2 separate regions of the Homo sapiens genome follow, and region 2 is linked to region 1. A link is an interaction called in ENCODE POLR2A ChIA-PET data of the cell type or tissue named here. Cell type or tissue: OCI-LY7. All regions are shown on one strand. Each heading gives the region's core, and the rest is flanking DNA. Links, peaks and the distances in the headings are about the cores only. Region 1 overlaps RALY (RALY heterogeneous nuclear ribonucleoprotein). Region 2 has its middle 74 kb from the start of RALY.

What was found. Peaks named below come from ENCODE experiments on the same cell type or tissue, not always from the same donor. Only the 100,000 strongest peaks of a DNase experiment are listed, where the experiment ranks them.
Region 2: POLR2A ChIA-PET joins it to region 1 with 10 read pairs; 14 of 35 experiments call an interaction of 5 or more read pairs at or near these places.

Annotation. Positions count from the first base shown.
Region 1 is chr20:33,996,930-34,006,692 of GRCh38, forward strand. All of the region lies in intron 1 of RALY (RALY heterogeneous nuclear ribonucleoprotein), which reads left to right. Among named protein-coding and RNA genes, the nearest start is that of RALY-AS1, 7.4 kb to the left of the region's middle. RefSeq lists an enhancer at 1,862-2,362. In OCI-LY7, for the core only: no CTCF peak of the experiment used is centred there; no DNase peak of the experiment used is centred there.
Region 2 is chr20:33,914,651-33,924,413 of GRCh38, forward strand. No RefSeq gene overlaps it. Among named protein-coding and RNA genes, the nearest start is that of RALY, 74 kb to the right of the region's middle. RefSeq lists a silencer at 5,448-5,647. In OCI-LY7, for the core only: no CTCF peak of the experiment used is centred there; a DNase peak (open chromatin) is centred at 3,701; H3K4me3 peaks cover 903 bases; H3K27ac peaks cover 1,192 bases.

The DNA.
Region 1 (9,763 bases), core at 2,992-5,491:
CAGAGTGCATTGTAAATGCAAAATTATTAGTCCTCACCTGCAGCAGAGATGTGGCATGCAGCTCCAGGGCAGGAACCCAGGCCTCTCTGAGTAAGACCTACTTTTCTCCCCCTTAGGTTGATGTTCTGTATCACTGAAGCCTGTTTTGAATCTCTGCTGGCCCCCCAGTATCTGCAGAAGAGACCTTATACCCTGTTTTTTTTGGAGACGGAGTCTCACTCCGTCGCCCAGGCTGGATTGCGGTGGCACGATCTTGGCTCCCTGCAACCTCAACCTCCTGGGTTCAAGGGATCTCTTGCCTCAGCCTCCCGAGTAGCTGGGACTACAGGCATGCACCATCACGCCTGGGTAATTTTTGTATTTTTAGTACAGATAGGGTTTCACCACGTTGGCCAGGCTGGCTTCGAACTCCTGAACCTCAGGTGATCCTCCTGTCTTGGCCTTCCAAAGTGCTGGGATTACAGGCATGAGCCACCACGCCAGGCTATTACACCCTTAAAATAGAACCGAGATAACTCCCCACCCTCACCTTGTTTGCACCTGCCCTTCTGACAGTCCAGGGTTTGGGGATATTGGGCTGCAGTTATCAGGAATAACAGTGCAGTGACAGCAGCTTGGATCAAAACTACTCAGAATGATTAAGTAGATCACCTTTATGAAATGTTCCCTCTTTCTTCCCCCTTTTTCCATAGAGGCACACAGGAGGGATTAGCTTTTGGGTTCTTGGAGGATGTTTATGGATACTCACTGCTTGCAGTTGGTTAAGATGGAGTTAGATGCTGCATATAGCCTTTCAAAATGCCCTTTGACCGTTTTCTGTGTTGGTCCATTTAGGGGAGTGGGCTCTTCATGTTTATGAAGATGGTTGGAATATTGTCCTGATAACAACTGGGGGTTGGGAGAGGCAGTGTCTCAGAGATGGTTAATAGGGTAACAAACACATGATCATGTGTCTGGTCATGTCACACTCTCCTTAAAAATCTGATGGCCCCAACATTGCCTGCATATTAAAGTTCAAACAAATATGACCCATGAGGTCAGTGTGTTGAATTTATTGAATAGAATCTTGTAGTTGAGGGACCTTACAGTCATTTAGACCAGCCACCTGGCTGACATTTGAGTTGGTTACTTGTTGAGATTGTCTTTCTTTGGATACCTCATTTTTGGAAAGTTTTTCATTCACTGAAGAATTAATGAGCCTCTGTTAGACCTGGTGCTACGCTTAGGGATTTGGGTTTGTATAGCGTAGTGGGAAAGATAGGCAAGGAAACAGGCAGTGTGAGAAGTGTTGTCACAGGGACAGACACCAGGAGAGCACAGAAAAATGATGCCTAACCCAGCATTGGAAGGTCAGGGAAGGCTTTTTAGGAGGAGAAGTTGGTTAAGCCTAGCCCTCAAGAGAACAGACATAAGCCAGGAAAAGAAGAGATCTGGGGAGTCAGGGAAGAGGCAGAGATAAGACTGTTCTAGGTAGAAGGAACAGTAAGTTCAGAAATGGTGATAATAGGTTAAGACCATCCCGAAAGTACGTACTGTTACTATTCCCATTCTGTAGTTGAAGGAAACGGGCCAAGAGAGCTAAACAAATTTCTCAGGATTCTTGGGTGGAGCATAATGCTTGAGGTGGGTGGATATGGCCAGACAGGAGACTTTCAAGGTAGGCAGAGCAGAGGCCAAGTCAGGAAAGGGCCTTCTTGCCTGTGTTGAGGAGTTTGGACTTCATCCGGAGGTGAGGGGGCCATGATTCAATGTGCATTTTGGAAGGATATCTCTGGCTGCCTGTTCAGGAGCGGACTGGAGAGCTAGAACACTGTGGGCAGAGAGACCAGTTAGGAGGTTGGCAAGAGGTGATGGTGTTTCAAATGAAGGTTGTGGGAGAGCGTGTGCAAGAGTGTGTGCAGAAAAAAGATGGAATTGCTGGGCGTGGTGGCTCACGTTTGTAGTCCTAGCACTTTGGGAGGCTGAGGTGGGTGGATCACCTGAGGTCAGGAGTTTGAGACTAGCCTGGCCAACGTGGTGAAACCCCGTCTCTACTAAAAATAAAAAAAAAATTAGTCGGGTGTGGTGGCAGGCACCTGTAATCCCAGCTATGTGGGAGGCTAAGGCAGGAGAATCACTTGAACCTGGGAGGTGGAGGTTGCAGTGAGCTGAGATCGAACCACTGCACTCCAGCCTGGGTGTGAGACTCCATCTCAAAAAAAAAAAAAAAAAAGGAAAGAAAAAAGGTGGAATTGAGTGATGAGACAAAGATTATTGGTGTGGAGGGTAAGGAAGGAATCGGGATGACATCTGGTTTCTACCTGGTGCAGTTTTGTAAATGGGTGCTGTTTATTGAGGTGAGGACACAGGAGAAGAAGGAGCACGTAAGGGAGGGGGTAGGGTTTCTTATGCAGGGTCTCCTTACATATGCTTTCACTTACCTCTGGTTATGGATTCTAGTTCTTTGTGTCAGGTCTGAAAGGGAGAGAGTGAGAGTATGGCACAACTGGTCATGTTCCTGGCTAAACTGGATGATGCAAACATTAGTTTAGGAAGAGAGGAGATATTCAATCCTAGACATCCGGGTGTGGCACAGCCTGGAAACTGCTTACGTTAAGCCAAGAAAAGTTTACATTTTATCCAGGCTACATCCTTTGGCACTGGTCTTTTCGTGTACTAGTGTATTCCTAAGTCCCTCTCTAAGCCGAAGCCACTTCTCTGCTTACTCTCTGCTAGGCACTGGGAAAACAAAGATAAGTAAAACGTATCCTAAGGAGCTCATGATCCAGAAGGGCAGAAGTCTCAGTAGCTTGGATACAGCGGTGGCCTGGGGAGAGGGTGGATGGGGCAGGGCAGGGTAGGACAGGATGGAGAGGGACCCGGAAGGGTTTCTATTAGGGATAGGAGTCAGGAGACCCCACTGTGTGCTCCAGTCTTTTTCTCGGGTGGCACGTGTCTAGGTTTATTCATCTGAATAATGACTAGATGACCCATAAGGTCCCTTCTAGCAATTACATTTTATGATTCTAGGTGGTGGTTTAGATAATATATCTCTAGGAGAGGTATTTCTTTCTTCTTCTCCCCCTTCTTAGTTTGGCATTGGTGAGGGGATATAGTAGGGGTGGAGATAGCAAGGTTTTCACTTGAGTGTCTTGGTCTTATTCAATTTTGGCTTCATGTCTATATAGCTGGAAGGGAGAAAATGACAGCCGTAATGTTAACCTGCTTGTCCTACAACTTCCCCCTGGGTACTGTAAGGAAATTGTGCTCAGGGTGCAGCTCACAGACCCTTAGGAATAGAGACAGAGTGCAGTGGAATAAATAGGAAGTCTTGTCACTAGCCTGAGCATCGTTTGGTCAGTGTGTGGGCTGGACTAAGGTCCTTTCTTTTTATAGCCCTGTTTCCTCATAAAATCATCTGGGGGGGTCCCTGAAATTCTATAAAGGCCCAAAGAGTGGGGGTGGGGAGGTAGGGACAGAAAAAGGGTTGGAGGTCCCTGTCTCTCTCACTTCTCCCCTCTCTTCGAACGAATAAGTAGAAGCAGGTATCTGGCCAAGTATTAATGTTGGTCATCTTTTGTTTCCACAGCCTTGCCTTATTTCCTCAGTGTTAGTGTCTTCTGTCATTTCATAATGGCTTTCATGGTAATCAATGTCCTGTACCTCCTGGGAGGAAGGAAGGAAAGATGGGATATTGTCCCTGGGCTCTAGTCTCCATCTCCAGAAGAGCCATTTAAGACATCCACTGCCCCCTGTTCTCTATTCTGGGGTTGGGGTAGGGGGTTGTGGCTGAATACTTGGGTTTCTTAGAGGGTACATACTTGAGTTTCCTAGGGAGTGCTCTACTAACTAAAGTGCAAATCTGGCTATCTTCCCAACACACCAATGAGTTTGACTGGGGAAAATAGCAGTCAGTGGGCTTTTGTTGCTTGCCAAACCCATGTTAATTGTAATTATCTAATATTCTGTGGGATCTCTGTCTTCCTGTCTGTGAAACAAGGGAATTGGACTAGATAATCTTGAGTGATATTTCTACCTTTTTACAGTTTTGTGGAAGTGGCTTGAGAATTTATCTCTGGAAGGAGAAAGGGCTTTGCTAAAGTATTGAGAGTATCTCAGAGGGTTAAATTCTGGGTTCACAAAAGATACCTTTCAGTATATAAACAGATGGATATTGCTTTTTAGAGTGGACAGATTGCTGAAAAATTGCTTGTGAGATGAATTTATCAAATTGTATGCTGAGTTCCATTATAAACTTGGAGCTGTAGCCTCATGGGACAAACTTGGAGTCCAAGACTATAAAAAAATTACATTAAAATATGTAGCAAACTGTTTAAAATCACATAATAAAGGAAAAATAAAAAACATTTTAAGATTTTCACACAATGGTAATAATGGAAAAACACTAGACCAGAAACTTGCATTTCCTAAGAGCTTTAGCTTATGGAGTAGATGCCTCTACTGAGGTTACCTGGCCCTTGAAGTGCCATCTGTAGAGACTGAATAGCTCTGTTATTTGTCAAGGTAAGACTCATTGCTTTATTCCAAGTAAATATTCTCTTTTAGAATGCCAGGTTTGGAAGCTTAATGTTATTGGCCAGATTTTCTTCATTCCAGAGGCATTTATCTGGTATTTAGCTGTCTCCTGTTTATTTTATTAAGGATTTTAATAAGCTTAGTTAACGGTACTGCTTACATGGTGTCTCTTGATCTATTTGTCTAGTTTCCTTTGAAATTCTTTGTGTTAGTGAAAGCAAGCCCAGCAGTAGATTTAAAAGGGTCATTTCCATAACTTCATTTATCTAGATTTGGGTTTTTTTGGTAAGAGATATGACCACACTATACTGAGAAATCGAATGTTGTTTCCTTTTTTTTTGAGACGGAGTCTCGCTCTGTTGCTCAGGCTGGAGTGCAGTGGCATGATCTCCGCTCACTGCAAGCTCTGCCTCCCGGGTTCATGCCATTCTCCTGCCTCAGCCTCCTGAGTAGCTGGGACTGCAGGTGCCCACCACCACGCCCGGCTAATTTTTTTGTATTTTTAGTAGAGACGGGGTTTCACAGTGTTCGCCAGGATGGTCTCGATCTCCTGACCTGGTGATCTGCCCACCTCGGCCTCTCAAAGTGCTGGGATTACAGGCGTGAGCAGCCGCGCCTGACCACGTCGTTTCCTTTTTACCTGAAGCATTAATTTAAGGCTTTGGAATTTTGTTTTTGCGGATACCTGTAAGGTGGTACTGAGGAATGGTGCTGCTGCCAAAGTAATAATGAGGGCTGTGCGTGAATCAGTTGAGCACAAGAATAACTTCTCTTCAGACTTTAAAGATTCACCCTAATTGATTCTTACACCAATTAAAATCAACCCTTACTAAAATTAGGGTTCAGAGGAAGTTACTTAGTTGCCGTGGCATGATTATTTATGCTTGGGAGTCCCAACAGCCTTCCATCCCTAATCTCAACCATTCGTTCCAGGAATTTGGAGTACCTCCTATATGTTCTTCTTATGGAAAACATAAAAACCAACAAGACATAATTCCTGTCCACAAATTACTTTCAGTCTTGAGAGGAAGACAGATAAGTAAAGCAAATCCAGCCTGCCGCCCTGGCTCATATATTTGGATTGAGGGTTCAAACGGAAAATAACATAATTGGTGGCTGTATCAGTAGACAAGGAGACCAGTTTGATAATCTGACTTCCAGTGTGTAGACTTTATTTTTTTGGCATTCCCTTCTCTCCCTTCTGTTTTTTACAGATATTTATCCTCTGTTGCTAAGGTGTCCAACACCCAGTGTGTAAAGTCAAGAATATTAGAGTAGGGGACAACATTTCCTTTCAGGTTTAGGTGTCCAGATATCTGCATCTGGACACCCACACAGTTCTCTGGCTGGCTTCAGGAAGATTTGGTATTGTCTCGCTTCTTATGTAGAAATGAAGAAAATTAAGTTTCATGTTGAATTATTTTAAGTTTTATTATGCTCTATTTTGAAATAAAATAGCTCTATTTTGTATGCAGGTGGAATTATCTGAGGTGTGGTTTCTGGCATTTGATCAGTCTGTGATTTGATAATTGTGTTTATATTGTAGTTCGTGAAGCCCATTGCCACTGCCAGCCGCCTTTGAACACTTTGCAGCAAGGAGCCCTAGTAAATGGAAATGGTGGGCACATTGAGGCTCTCCTGGTTTTGAAGGGCTCTTCCCTCTTTCCTACCCTTCAGAGAGAAATATTACTTGGGATGCTGTGTTGTGCTCCCGATTTCTTCCAACAATTTAGCATTGCCTGTGGGGTCTGGAATAATAAGGCCATGTAAACTGGAGATGTCATCTTCTCTCTCTTTGAAGTTCCATTTTCTCATCTGTGAAGTGGGGTTAACACTCCATATCTTGCCTTCCTCACAATGGTATTGTGAGGAGCAAATTAGAACGTTGTAAAATCACATGAGACAATTTATATGTGAAGAATCCATCAGTCATTTGTCAGTGGTAATAGGTAAGTGGCAGAATTTTCCTTAAGAGGGGAGATCGATCTCTTTGTAGGGAGCAGGGAGAGTGATCTCAGCTGGTCTCTGGGATTGGGAAAAAGTGTGATGAAAGCATCTGGACAGGGGCAATGATGGAGCAAAAGACTGGAGGTGAACTGTTCAGCGGGAACAGTGAGTAAGTGTTCTCTAACCTCATACTGTAAGTCCTAGGTTAGGCATATGTTTACCTTTGGTAAATATGCCAAACAGTTTTTTTTTTTTTTTTTTTTTTTGAGACGGAGTCTCGCTCTGTCGCCCAGGCTGGAGTGCAGTGGCGGGATCTCGGCTCACTGCAAGCTCCGCCTCCCGGGTTCACGCCATTCTCCTGCCTCAGCCTCCCAAGTAGCTGGGACTACAGGCGCCCGCCACTACGCCTGGCTAATTTTTTGTATTTTTAGTAGAGACAGGGTTTCACCGTTTTAGCCGGGATGGTCTCGATCTCCTGACCTCGTGATCCGCCCGCCTCCGCCTCCCAAAGTGCTGGGATTACAGGCGTGAGCCACCGTGCCCGGCCTCCAAACAGTTTTAAAAGGTCTACCAGGTTACATGGTTAGTGATGAGAAAATTGCTGTTGTTCTGTGTTGTTGTAAATACTTGGCATTGTCTATCTTTTTCATTTGAAGCCATTCTGGTTAGTAGTTATAGATATGAATTTTAAGAACCATACTATGAATTCTCACATAGCAAGTACCATAAAGGGGTACAATGATTGGGAAGTTCAGAAGGGGAAGAGATTGCTTCCTTTGTACATGGAGGAGGGGCAGAGGGGGAGTTCCCAAGGAACATTTGTGGACCAGTGAGTATTTGTGCTGGACTTTGTAGGATAAGGATAATGACCATCTGTTGTCCAGGACCATTTTAATTTCTAATATTCTGTCTGGTTGTACTTACAGATTATGAAATACCAATCAATATTGCCATGTCTGTACCTTATCTCCCATACTATGCAGAAGCAACACCCAGTTATCTTTTCTCAACCGATGTGCTTCCCTTCCCCCCTTTTCCAGAAAGAATGGTCACAGGTGATTAGGCTGCAGAGATGGAGAACATTCTGTGCAATGGGAACAACTTGAGTAGAGGCACAGATGAATGACTAGACCGAGTAGTATCCATATTCCTGCTAATGAGCAGGTGGTGGAAGTGTCCCACACTTTGGAGATGGGTGATACCTTCTCATAGCCTCTCAGAGCAGAACAAGGTCATGTCGTTATGAAGCCAATTTGTATTTAAACTGGATAAAAGGATGAGAATGAGCTCTTTGCTTATACTTACATCATTTCAAGAAAGAAATTAATCCAGTAAACAGTCATACCTGAAGTATATCAAAAGAGAGTTTTTCTTCTTAAAATGGTTGGGGAGGGAATACTAAAACCTAAAGAACTTAGTCTCTCAGAGCTCATCTATTAGTTGTATATTTGCTCAGGGAAAAATTGCCATTTCTTTGTCAGCTTTTATCCTGCCGGTGGACCCTAGCTGGGTGTTTATTTTGTGTAGTTTTACCAAATCACTTTGAAGGTTGGCATGAACATTGATCATGTCTTAGAGCCTTTCCTCTTTGTTCTGTCAGCAAATATTAGAAAATGTACCTTAAATTACCTGGTTGGGGAAAATAGGGTGGCCCTGCCTCCTTCCAGAGAGCAGCATTTTCATGTTAAACATTAGTCAGCTTCTGATCCTGTGTCAGGTCGCGGGGTGTTTGTCAAGATAGACAGGGTGCTAGAGATGCCACTAGGGACATTCACTAGAGAATTTCTAGGCCCCCTCTCGAGGAGACTAGTCGAGTAGTTGATTTAAAAATCTGATGGGCTGGGTGCAGTGGCTCATGGCCTGTAATCCTGACACTTTGGGAGGCTGAGGCAGGCAGATCATGAGGTCAGGAGATCGAGACCATCCTGACGGAGTAGTGAAACCCCGTCTCTACTAAAAATAGCAAAATTAGCTGGGCGTGGTGGCGCGTGCCTGTAATCCCAGCTACTGGGGAGGCTGAAGCAGGAGAATCACTTGAACCAGGGAGTTGGAGGTTGTAATGAGCCAAGATCGTGCCACTGCGCTCCAGCCTGGTGACAGAGTGAGACTCTTTCTCAAAAAAAAAAAAAATCTGACCTGGGTTTTAAATGTTAACACAGCCTTGCATATTAGTGATATTGAGTGTCCACTGTGTTGAGATATCATACTTGGTACCTTTTGTTTATACTAATAGAGCTAATATTTACTGAAGGTTACTATGTGCGAAGCCTTTTATACATATAAAATATTATTTCATTCTCACCTCAACCCTAAGAAGTAGGTTGTATTGATCGTGATCATACAGATTGGAAACTGAGACAAAGGGAGGTTAAGAGATATGCCGTGGGCAACCACTGGTCTTTTTATAGTCTTCACAGATACGTCTTTGCAGAACGTCATACAGTTGGAATCATACAGTATGTAGCCTTTTCAGATTTGCCTCTTTCACTTAGTAATATCCATTTAAGTTTCTTCCATGTCTTTTTATGTTTTGATAGCTCATTTCTGTTTAATGCTGAATAATATTTCATTGTCTGGATGTGCCACAGTTTATCCACCTATTGAAGGTGTCATTGGTTGCTTCCAAATTTTGTCAATTATGAATAAAGATGCTATAAACAAACAAAAGAAAGATATGCCGTGGTCACGCTGCTGATATGATAGATGGAGTTGGCTAGGATTGAAACCTAACCAATTCCTCTTTATTTTTAATATGGAAAATTTCAAACATACACAAAATCGAATAGGTTAATGAAATATGATTTACCCATCACTTGGCTTCAACAGTTAGCAATTCATTGTCAGTCTTGTTTCATTTATACCCCTACCTACTTTTCTTCATTTTGTGCTTTGAAGAAAATCTCAGCTATCATATTTTGTCCTTAAATATTTCACAGTGTGTCTCTAAAAGATGACTTCTAAAAACAATTATAATGCCATTACCATCTTTATAAAGTGTAACAGTTCCTCAGTAAAATCAAAATCCAGATGATCGTGTTCAAATGTTCGATTGTTTTGTAAATGTCACAACCTTATTTTGATAGTTTGATTCAGGATTCATATAAAGTCCACACATGGTTCTTAAGTCTTCAAGTCTCGTTTAATTTGTATGGTCCCTCCTACAGTCACATGCTGCATAGAGATGTTTCAGCCAGTGATGGGCCACAGATATGACAGTGGTCTAATATGATTGTAATACCATTTTTTTTTTACTGTACCCATTGTATATTTAGGTGCACAAATCCTTATCATTATGTTACAG
Region 2 (9,763 bases), core at 2,672-5,171, 83 kb before region 1:
CTGTTGAATAACACCGCTGTGAACATTTTTACACGTCTTTCCATGGAGAGATGCACTCATTTATTTTGGATATATGCCTGAGAGTAGAATTGCTAGATCATCGAGTAGGCATATGTTTATCAGCTATTTATTCTTTTACTTGTTTATATTTTTTTCTCTTCCTGGACTGTAAGTTCCATGAAGGTAGGAAACAAACTTGTCTTGTTCACTATTGTATTCCCAGTGTGTAGCACAGTGCCCAGCACATAGTAGCTGCTTAATAAATATTTGTTAAGTAAATGAACAAACTTAAGCTACTATCAGCTCCAAGTAAGTTATGACAAAGAACCCAGGACTAGCTACAAATCCTCCTGACATTCGCCCTTCGCAAGCTGATATTTGAGAGCCCAGCTGACTCAGAAGGAGGCAGAGCTGCAGGTGCTGGGTTATTCAGCATCCTGTTATTCTTTGAAGTGGCTCCCCCTCCCTCTCTTGGCCTGCATTGTCACAGCTTGAAATATTCTTTTGATTATGAGAACATTTCCCATTAAGTGTGCATCTCCAGCTTCCCCCCACCCCCCAGTATTTATGAGCTCATAACTCCAGAATCTGTCACAATCAGTGCTGCAAAAGTGTATCTGAATGTAATGAAATAATTTGATGAGAAACGTGGCGGGGAGACAGTTGGAATTTTCTCCTGCCTTACAAACCATCCCCAGGGGACAGGTGTATATAAATCAACACCTCCCTTAATTAAGTAAAACATTTTAGGGAAAAAAACAAATTAATTACCACTTCATGGCACCACCCCAGCCGATTACCCAAATGGTTCACATTCCATAAACCTCACTTGAATTCAGAACTAATTATCACTCTTTTGGTTGGTTTATGCTTCCCAATCTACAAAGATCTGTATTAAAAGTGGGTAGTGTGGTATGGCTTTTTCACTTTACTTTCAGGATGATGTAAGCTGTCAAAAGAATCAAGAATTAAGTCTTAAAAAAAAAAAAGAGCTGAAAATGCAGGGAACGTAGAATGTGGAACATTCAGGGTAGGAAATAAACATCACCTTGGGGTGTTGCTGGGATGGTGGGGAGAAGCCTATAGAGTGCAGGATGTGTGGGGTCTTGTCCTGGCTGAGTCCCTGACTTGCTGTGAAATGTTGGGCATGAACTGGACGTCTCTGGTCTCTTATCTGGGGACCATTGTCCATTACCTGCCTGGCCCCCAGGGGGAGCCCTTGCCTCCTGCCATGTGGTCCCAACAGGGAGTGAGAATCCTGACATCTCTGAGCCTCCATTGTCCAGCCTGGCCTGATGTCTTTCCTAATTATCCTTCCTGCTGGCTCTGGCCTCCCCCTTGCCCTGTGGGCCCGATCAGTTCTCATCTTTGATCCTGCAGGGCCCCGTGGCCAGGGTAGCTGCTAATAGCTTCTCCTATTCCCAGTCCGTTCAGCTGCCTTCTGAGTGGTTCACTCCCCCAGTGGAGCAGGCTGCGCAGGCCTGGCCTTGGCTCTTTTGGACTATGTGTGGGAGTGGGAGTCTCAATGGCATCAAGCACAGTTGGCCTTGGTAGCCCCCTCCAGCTGTAAGCCTTGTAAGTCCAGAGTCCAGTGCTGGCTAAGCCAAGGCCTAACCTTCCCTTGTTTCTGCCACTTGCCCCACTTGAGTGGGTGTGTACATTGTAAGCGCTCAGTCAGTTCTCAGTCACTATCTGAATGTTAACGAAAGACATGGATAACCAGAAAGAAACAATCCAACTCTTTAAAACATTTTTAAGGCATGAATTGCACATAGTACAGTGCATAAGTTATACATGTACAACTCAGTGAATCTTTACTTTGTGTACACCTGTGTAATTCCAACCCAGGTCAAGACACAGGTCATTCCACCTCCCTAAAAGTTTCCCTTCCAGTCAACGCTCCTCAAAAATAACCATTATCCTGACTTCTATCACCATAGATTGGTTTTGTCTGTTCTTGCATTTCATATAAATGGAATCATCTGGTATCTAGCTTTCTGTGTCTGGCTTGTTTTGCCCATTCACTGAGTCTATGAGATTCATTCTTATTGCGGATAGCAGTAATTATTGAACTCTTTTTTAGACTGAAGTTTTAAAAAGTGATTACTTGAGCGATTACTGATTGTTGGTATCTAGCTTGACAGTATGTTGTCCTTTTAAAAAATAACCACATACCAAGATATTTGTGGGCCTAATACTGTCATTACCATATGTACAAAAAGAATAATTTAGCTCCTGTGAGCACTCGAGTACATTCAAATTCCAAATGGAGCAGGGATGAATTTGATTAGGAAGGTGTCTGACTACAGCCCTTCCCTCTTGAGAACCTTCCAGGGCGTTTTCTTATTGCATTAACTCCCATTTGCTGAGTGCTGTGGTTTGAATATTTGTCCCCTGCAAAACTCATGTTGAAATTTAATCACCAATGTGGCAATATTGAGAGGTAGGGCCTTTAAGAGGTGATTGGGTCATGAGGGCTCTGCCCTTATGAATGGATTAATCTATTCATGGATTCATAGGTTAGTGGATTACTGGATTATCATGGGAGTAAAACTGGTGGCTTTATAAGAAGAGGAAGAGAGGGATGAGCGTGGTGGCTTGCATCTGTAATCCCAGCACTTTGAGAGGCCGAGGATAGAGGATTGCTTGAGCCCAGGAGTTTGAGACCAGCCTGGGCAGCATAGTGAGACTTCATCTCTAATTTTTTTAAAAAAGAAGAAGAAGAAGAGGAAGAAAGACTTAAGCTAGCACGCTCAGCCCCCTCACCATGTGTGATGCCCTACACTGCCTTGGGACACTGAAGAGAGTCTCCACCAGCCAGAAGCTTCTCAGTAGATGCAAGCCCTTAACCTTGGGCTACTCAGCTTCCACACTTGTAAGAAGTCAATCCCTTTTCTTTGCAAATTACTCTGTTTCAAGTACTCTGTGATAAGCAAGAGAAAACGAACTAAGACATTGGGTTGCTAGAGAGGTTTAGTATCTTTTCTTAGGGTCATTTATTACCTGTGTAACAGGTAGGTCCTGCTGGGACCCTTTCTGAGGACTCCAGGGAGGGCATGAGGAAGTTGGAGCCTGCTCCCTCCAGGTCATGTGTGAGAGGGTGGGAATAATCTGGGTACACCCTGCAGGTTGTCTCCAAAAGGGTCAGTCACCCCCAAACCCAGGGAACATCAGTGCTGGGGCAGGTGGGGGAAGAATCAGGGTCCACTGTCTCTTGGGCTAGACCCAGGCAATGTCTGTCCCCATGGAACCCTCAGCCCTAATCCCTGCCTTCAGCCCTGAGAGCTTGTTAGCAAGAGGCTCTGATCCAGCAGGTCTGGGGTGGATCCAGGAATCTGATATTTTAAAGCTCCCCAAGTGATTCCAGGGAGTGGTCTGGAGCCAGACTGCTTGCATTTGAATTCCAGCTCTGCCTGTTATCACTGTGACCTCAGCCAAGTAACTTTGCTTCTCTTGCCTTCATTTCCTCATTCGTACAATGGGGATTATAATCGTGCTGGAAGAATAAAATGAATCAATGCATTTATGCTTGAAAAGCACTTAGAAGAGTTCCTGGCACAGAGTAAGCACTCAAAAAGAGTTGGCCACCACCGCCATCATCATCATCATCACCATCCACGGCAGCACCAATGCTTTACCAACGCTTTCACTTTACACACTGAAACTGAGAACCACAGAGGGGTGTGGACATATCCAGAGTCACACAGCAAGACACAGGTGGTACAGGGACCAGAAGCCCAGCTCCCTTTCCCCTTGGGATTGTGTTCTCTCACCCACGTGGCTGGCTAGCCATCCTGCCCAATGTCCCAGTCACATGCTGGGGGACAGGGTGGGGAAGATAGTCTACAGAGTGGGGACTTTCTGAAGGATTATATTAGGTTGGTGCAAAAGTAATCACAGTTTTTGTTTTTGCCATTACTTTTAATGGCAAAAACTGTGATTACTTTTGCACCAACCTAATAGAACTGGAAGTGTTGGCATTTGCCTTTCGCCCACCATAGCAATTCTCTATCCTCCTCCTCACCCTTGAAGGGACCAGCCAGGCCCTCTTTCCCACTTTTGGAGTAAGAGGACGGGAATGACTTGAGTCACCTCTAGATTTCTAAAGTTAGGACAAATATCATATCGCCAATGATCAAATACCACCAATTCTACCTCCACAATGTCTTTTGTATCCAAGACCTCTGCCATACCTGAGGCCTGGCCGCCATCATCGCATGCACCTGGGCGGCTGCACCAGCCCCTCCCTGGCCTCCCTGCTGCCAATCTGGCTGCTTCAATTCACTCTACATACCACCCTCCTCACCACCCCTTGGAGGGATTGTTTAAACCCCCACCCCCCCTGCTATGTATGAGTGGATAAAAATGTGATATCTACATACAATGGAACATTATTCAGCCTTTTATTTTATTTTATTTTATTTTATTTTATTTTATTTTATTTGAGGCAGGGTCTTACTCTGACACCCAGGCTGGAGTGCAGTGGCATGATCCCAGCTCATTATAGCCTCAACCTCCTGGGCTGAGGTGGTCCTCCCACCTCAGCCTCCCGAGTAGCTGGGACTACAGGCATGCACCACCAAGCCCAACTAATTTTTTTTTTGTATTTTTTTGTAGAGACAGGGTTTTACCATATTGCTTAGGCTGGTCTCGAACTCCTGGGCTCAAGAAATCCTCCTAAAGTGCTGGAATTATAGGCATGAGCCCTCACACCTGGCCTCCTTTTTTTTTTTTTTTTTTAGTCAGGGTCTCACTCTGGCACCCAGACTGGTGTATAGTGGTGCAATCATAGCTCACTGCAGCCTCGACCTCCTGGGTTCAAATGATCCCCCCACCTCAGCCTCCCAAGTAGCTGGCACCACAGGTATGCACCACCACACCCAGCTAATTTTTTACTTTTTTGTAGAGATGGGGGTCTCACTATGTTGCCTAGGCTTGTCTCAAGCTCGAGACCTCAAATGATCCTTCTGCCTCAGCTTCCCAAAGTGCTAGGATTATAGGTGTGAGCTCATGCCTGACTATTCAGCCTGTAAAAAGAAAGAAATCCTGTCTTATGCCACAAGATGGATGAACCTTGAGGATATCACGCTAAGTGAATAAGCCAGCCACCTACATGAGGGACCTAAAGTAGTCGAACTCCTAGAAACAGAAAACAGAATGGTGGCTGCCCAGGACAGGGGAAACGGGAAGTTGTTCAAGGGGGAGAGAGTTTTAGTTTCGCAAGATGAAAAAGTTGTAGAGATCTGTTGCGCAAAAAGGTAAATACACTTAATGCTACTGAACCATACACTAAAAAATGGTTAAGATGGTAAATTTTATATGTTTTTTTCTTTTCTATTTTTTTTTTTTTTTTGCATTTTTAGCAGAGGTGAGGTTTCACCATGTTGGTCAGGCTGTCTTGAACTCCTGACCTCAGGTGATCCACCTGCCTTGGCCTCCCAAAGTTCTGCGATTACAGATGTAAGCCACCATGCCCAGCCTGTTTTTTTTTTTTTGTTGTTGTTGTTGTTTGTTTGTTTGTTTTTTGAGACAGAGTCTGGCTCTGTCACCCTGGCTGGAGTGCAGTCACAGGATCTTGGCTCACTGCAACCTCCACCTCCCAGGTGCAAGCGATTCTCATGCCTCAGCCTACCCAGTAGCTGGTATTACAGGCGTGCACCACCACGCCCGGCTAATTTTTTATATTTTTGGTATAGATGGGGTTTTGCCATGTTGGCCAGACTGGTCTCAAACTCCTGACCTCAGGTGATCCGCCCGCCTCAGCCTCCCAAAGTTCTGGGATTACAGGTGTGAGCCACTGTGCCCGGCCTGTTATATGTTTTTTACCACAATTAAAAAAAAAAAAAAACACCTCCAAGTCTCCCCATCACCTTTAGGGCGAACCCAGATCCCTTGCCTAGCTTTGGAGACCTTCTGCACTGTTGCCACCCTCCCACCAGGCACTTCAAGCTACCATGTCCTCAGCCCACAGAGCTCTTCAGCTTTTCCCCGACACGGCTCACATTTGCTCACCAGTGAGTTTCTCCCTGACAGCTTTCCATCTGGAATGTTCTTCCCTCAGCTTGTCAACCTTTTGAAATCCTCATTATCCTTCAAGAACCAGCTCAAATATATCCTCCTCTGTGAAACCTTCTTTTAACCCTCTCCTTCAGGAAGAATTAATGCCCAGAGTGTGTGCCCCTGCTTTTTTTTTCTTTTTGAGACAGGGTCTCACTCTGTTGCCCAGGCTGGAGGGCAGTGGTGTGATCACGGCTCACTGCAGCCTCAATCTCCAGGGCTCAAGTGATTCTCCCACCTCAGCTTCCCCAGAAGCTGGGACTACAGGAGTGCACCATCATGCTCGGCACATTTTTGTAAATTTTTTGGTATAGATGGGGCTTTGCCATGGTGTCCAGGCTGGTCTCAAACTCCTGGGCTCAAGAGATCTGTCCACCTCTGTCTCCCAAAGTGCTGGGATTATATGTATGAGCCATTGTGTCTGGCCCCCCGTACCTTTTTTTTTTTTGAGACGGAGTCTCGCTCTGTCTCCAGGCTGCAGTGCAGTGGCGATCTTGGCTCACTGCACCCTCTGACTCCCGAGTTCAAGCGATTCTCCTGCCTCAGCCCCGCAAGTAGCTGGGACTATAGGCGCGCAGCACCACACCCAGCTAATTTTTGTATTTTTAGTAGAGACAGGGTTTCACCATGTTGGCCATGATGGTCTCGATCTCTTGACCTCATGATCTAGCCACCACGGCCTTCCAAAGTGCTGGTATTATAGGCGTGAGCCACTGCGCCCAGCCCCTATAACTGTTCACATCACCACCACCACCACCACCACTGCCTCAGCTACCATTGAATGGGGGCTTTCTACACACTGAGTACCAGGCCAAACAAGCTGTATGCATCAGTGGCTCAGTTAATCTTCATGAAAACCCACACCGTCCTCATTTTACAGACGAGAAAACTGAGACTCAGATAGGGAATGTATCATGCCCAAGATCACACAGCTAGTAAGTTGTGGCACTGAGACTTAAATCTTCCTAATTCCAGAGAAAAGCATCTGACAACTCAGTTCTGCTCCCCCACACACCTGAGTAATTGCCTTGTCCGTATAATTATTTGTTTTTCTGCCTGCCCAATTAGGGGAGGGCTGTGCCTTAACCCTTCTGGCTCTGATGCCCCATGCCTGGCCCAGGGCCTGGCACAAAGCAGATGCTCATTTTGTGGGAGTTGTTTTGGACACCTTGGAGTAAATCAGTGCCAGTGCTAGCTCCTCTAATTTCACCACTTCTATTAACCCTCCAGGAATTGGCAGGTTGGTGATCACAAAAGAAACATTCCCCAGCCGATCAATAAATAATAATGTTGGAGAATTTAAAATAAGAATCTGGATTATTAAAGTTACAAATCTTTGGTCTTTATACCTTTAATAAAACATGCGTCTATTAATAATGAATACTGGTTCTGGCCTGCTTAGGCTGAAAGGGAGAAAAAATGACCAGTGAAAAGATGCTAATATTTTTTCTCCTTACTTGTTTTGGCTGCCAAGATGCTGCATCCCTGACAAATGGCTCATCATTTAAAAAGGTTTAAAAAGTTTAACTGCACGAAAGGGAAATTGAAGATGGGTTGTTCAGCCTTGTGGGCCCTCAGTGAGGAGAGATTGTTTCTTCTTGAGACATTCTCTCTCTGGTTTTGGTGGGCCCACCTTCTGCTGGTCCTTCTCCTTGACCTCTGGTTGTCTTTCTCAGGCTCCTCATTTTTTGGTCAAACTCTATCCTGGGTTCCCTCCCCTTCCCTCCCTTTCTCTCCCTTCCCCTCCCCTTCCCTTTCCACTTAACTCCCTTACCCTGAGTGACCTCATCCACTTCTGTGACCACCAGTCATCATCTTTTGCACGAAGGAAGTCACTCAGTAGGAGAGATGATCAGAGCGGTAAACAGGGGGTCAGACCATTTGGGGCCTTATAGGCCAGGGTGAACTTTGGCTTTAACTCCAAGAATCCTGGTGCCACTGGAGGCACAGAGGATGGCATGAAACAAATCTCTTTGGAGGCTGTCATTAAAATAGACTAAAGGGTGACAAGGGCAGAATTAGGAAAACCAGTTAGGAGAATATTGCCGTAATCCAGGCAAGAGGTGATGGTAGTTTGGAATAGAGTGGAAGCAGTGAGGAGCTGAGGTTGGATACAGGATATATTTTATTTTTTTAAATTTTAATAGAGACAGAATCTCACTCTGTCACTCAGGCTGGAGTGCAGTGGCACGATCCTGGCTCACTGCAGCCTTGAACTCCTGGGCTCAAGTGATCCTCCCACCTCAGCCTCCCCAGTAGTTGGGACTACAAGTATGTGCCACCGTCCCCAGCTCCAGGATATATTTTAAAGGTAGAGGTGATAGGATTTGCTGAGGGATTGGAGTGGGGTGTGAAAAAAAAAAGGGAGAGGGTTGTCTCCAGGGTTTTTGGTCTGAGCAACTAAAAGATGAGTGTTTTCATTTTCTGAGATGAGGAGGCCTGTGGGTAGAGAAGCTTTGATGATAAGGAGTTGAGTCTTGGATGTGTGTTGTCTGAGATACCTGTTGGATATCTAAGAAGAGACATCAGATTGACAATTGGACATATGGGTCTAGAGTTCAGGAGAAAGGTCCAGGTTAGAGGTATAAATTTAGGCATCATGATCATAGATGTGGTATTTAAAGTCATGAAGCTAGATGAGATTGCCAGTGGAGGTGTATGGCAGAGTGTGAAAAAGGACTGGACTCATGACTTTCCTATGTTTTAAGGTTGGAGAGATGAGGAAGAATCAACAAAGAAGAATGTGAAGAGGCCAGTGAGCTAGGAGTAAAACTAAGAAAGTAAAGGATCCTAGAAGTCAAACGAAGAAAGAGTTTCAAGAGGGGGAATGTCATTATGTATGTCAAGTACGGAAAATGGGTTAAATAAGGTAAGGACTGAGGACTGACCATTGGATCTAGCAACATGGAGGTCATTGGTGATCTTGATGAGGGCATTTAACCTCACTTTGGGCCACTTGATGGTGAAGGTAAAAAGGAAAGCCAGTAGATTCCATAACTCTCATTATTGTCCAGAAGGAAATCTACCAGTTGTTCAAGACACCCCAACTTGTCCTGGGAGCTTGTCATTTGAGTTCTTCAAAGGAGGCATTGAATAATACAGCTGACTCTTGCACAACACAGGTTTGAACTGCATGGGCCCTCTTATATGTGGATTTTTTTTCTACCAAATGCAGATTGAAAATACAATATTCACAGGATGCCAAGTATGCATATATGCAGGGCTGACTTTTCCTATGCGGGTTCCTCAGGGTTGACTTCAGGACATGAGTTTGTGTGGATTTTGGTGTGCGCAAGGGAGGGAAAGTATCCTGGAACCAATTTCCCACATCTACTGAGGGATGACTGCATAATGAATATTGTCAGCAAGAGTTTTATAGCAGAGCCATAGGTCAACGTTTTACTCCCAGGATATAAGCGGTGCTGTGGGAAGCATGGAGTGGGAGAGATTGTCATGTTGAGTATTTATCACTCCACTGATGCATGGAGTGTTCCATCCAGTTTGAGACTGGGCTCTGCCTCCTGGAGAAGCGACAGCAGCCAGGTGCCACTCTCATGGAGACCAAGAGTTAGTGGCCTATGTGGAGGGCCACAAGGCCGCCCTGTTACACAACTCCAGGCAACACATCTACATCATGGTCTATGTGAAATGAGCTTCCTGGTGTTGTGCAGTGCACAAACTGCGCTGCTGTACGAAACAGGCCTGA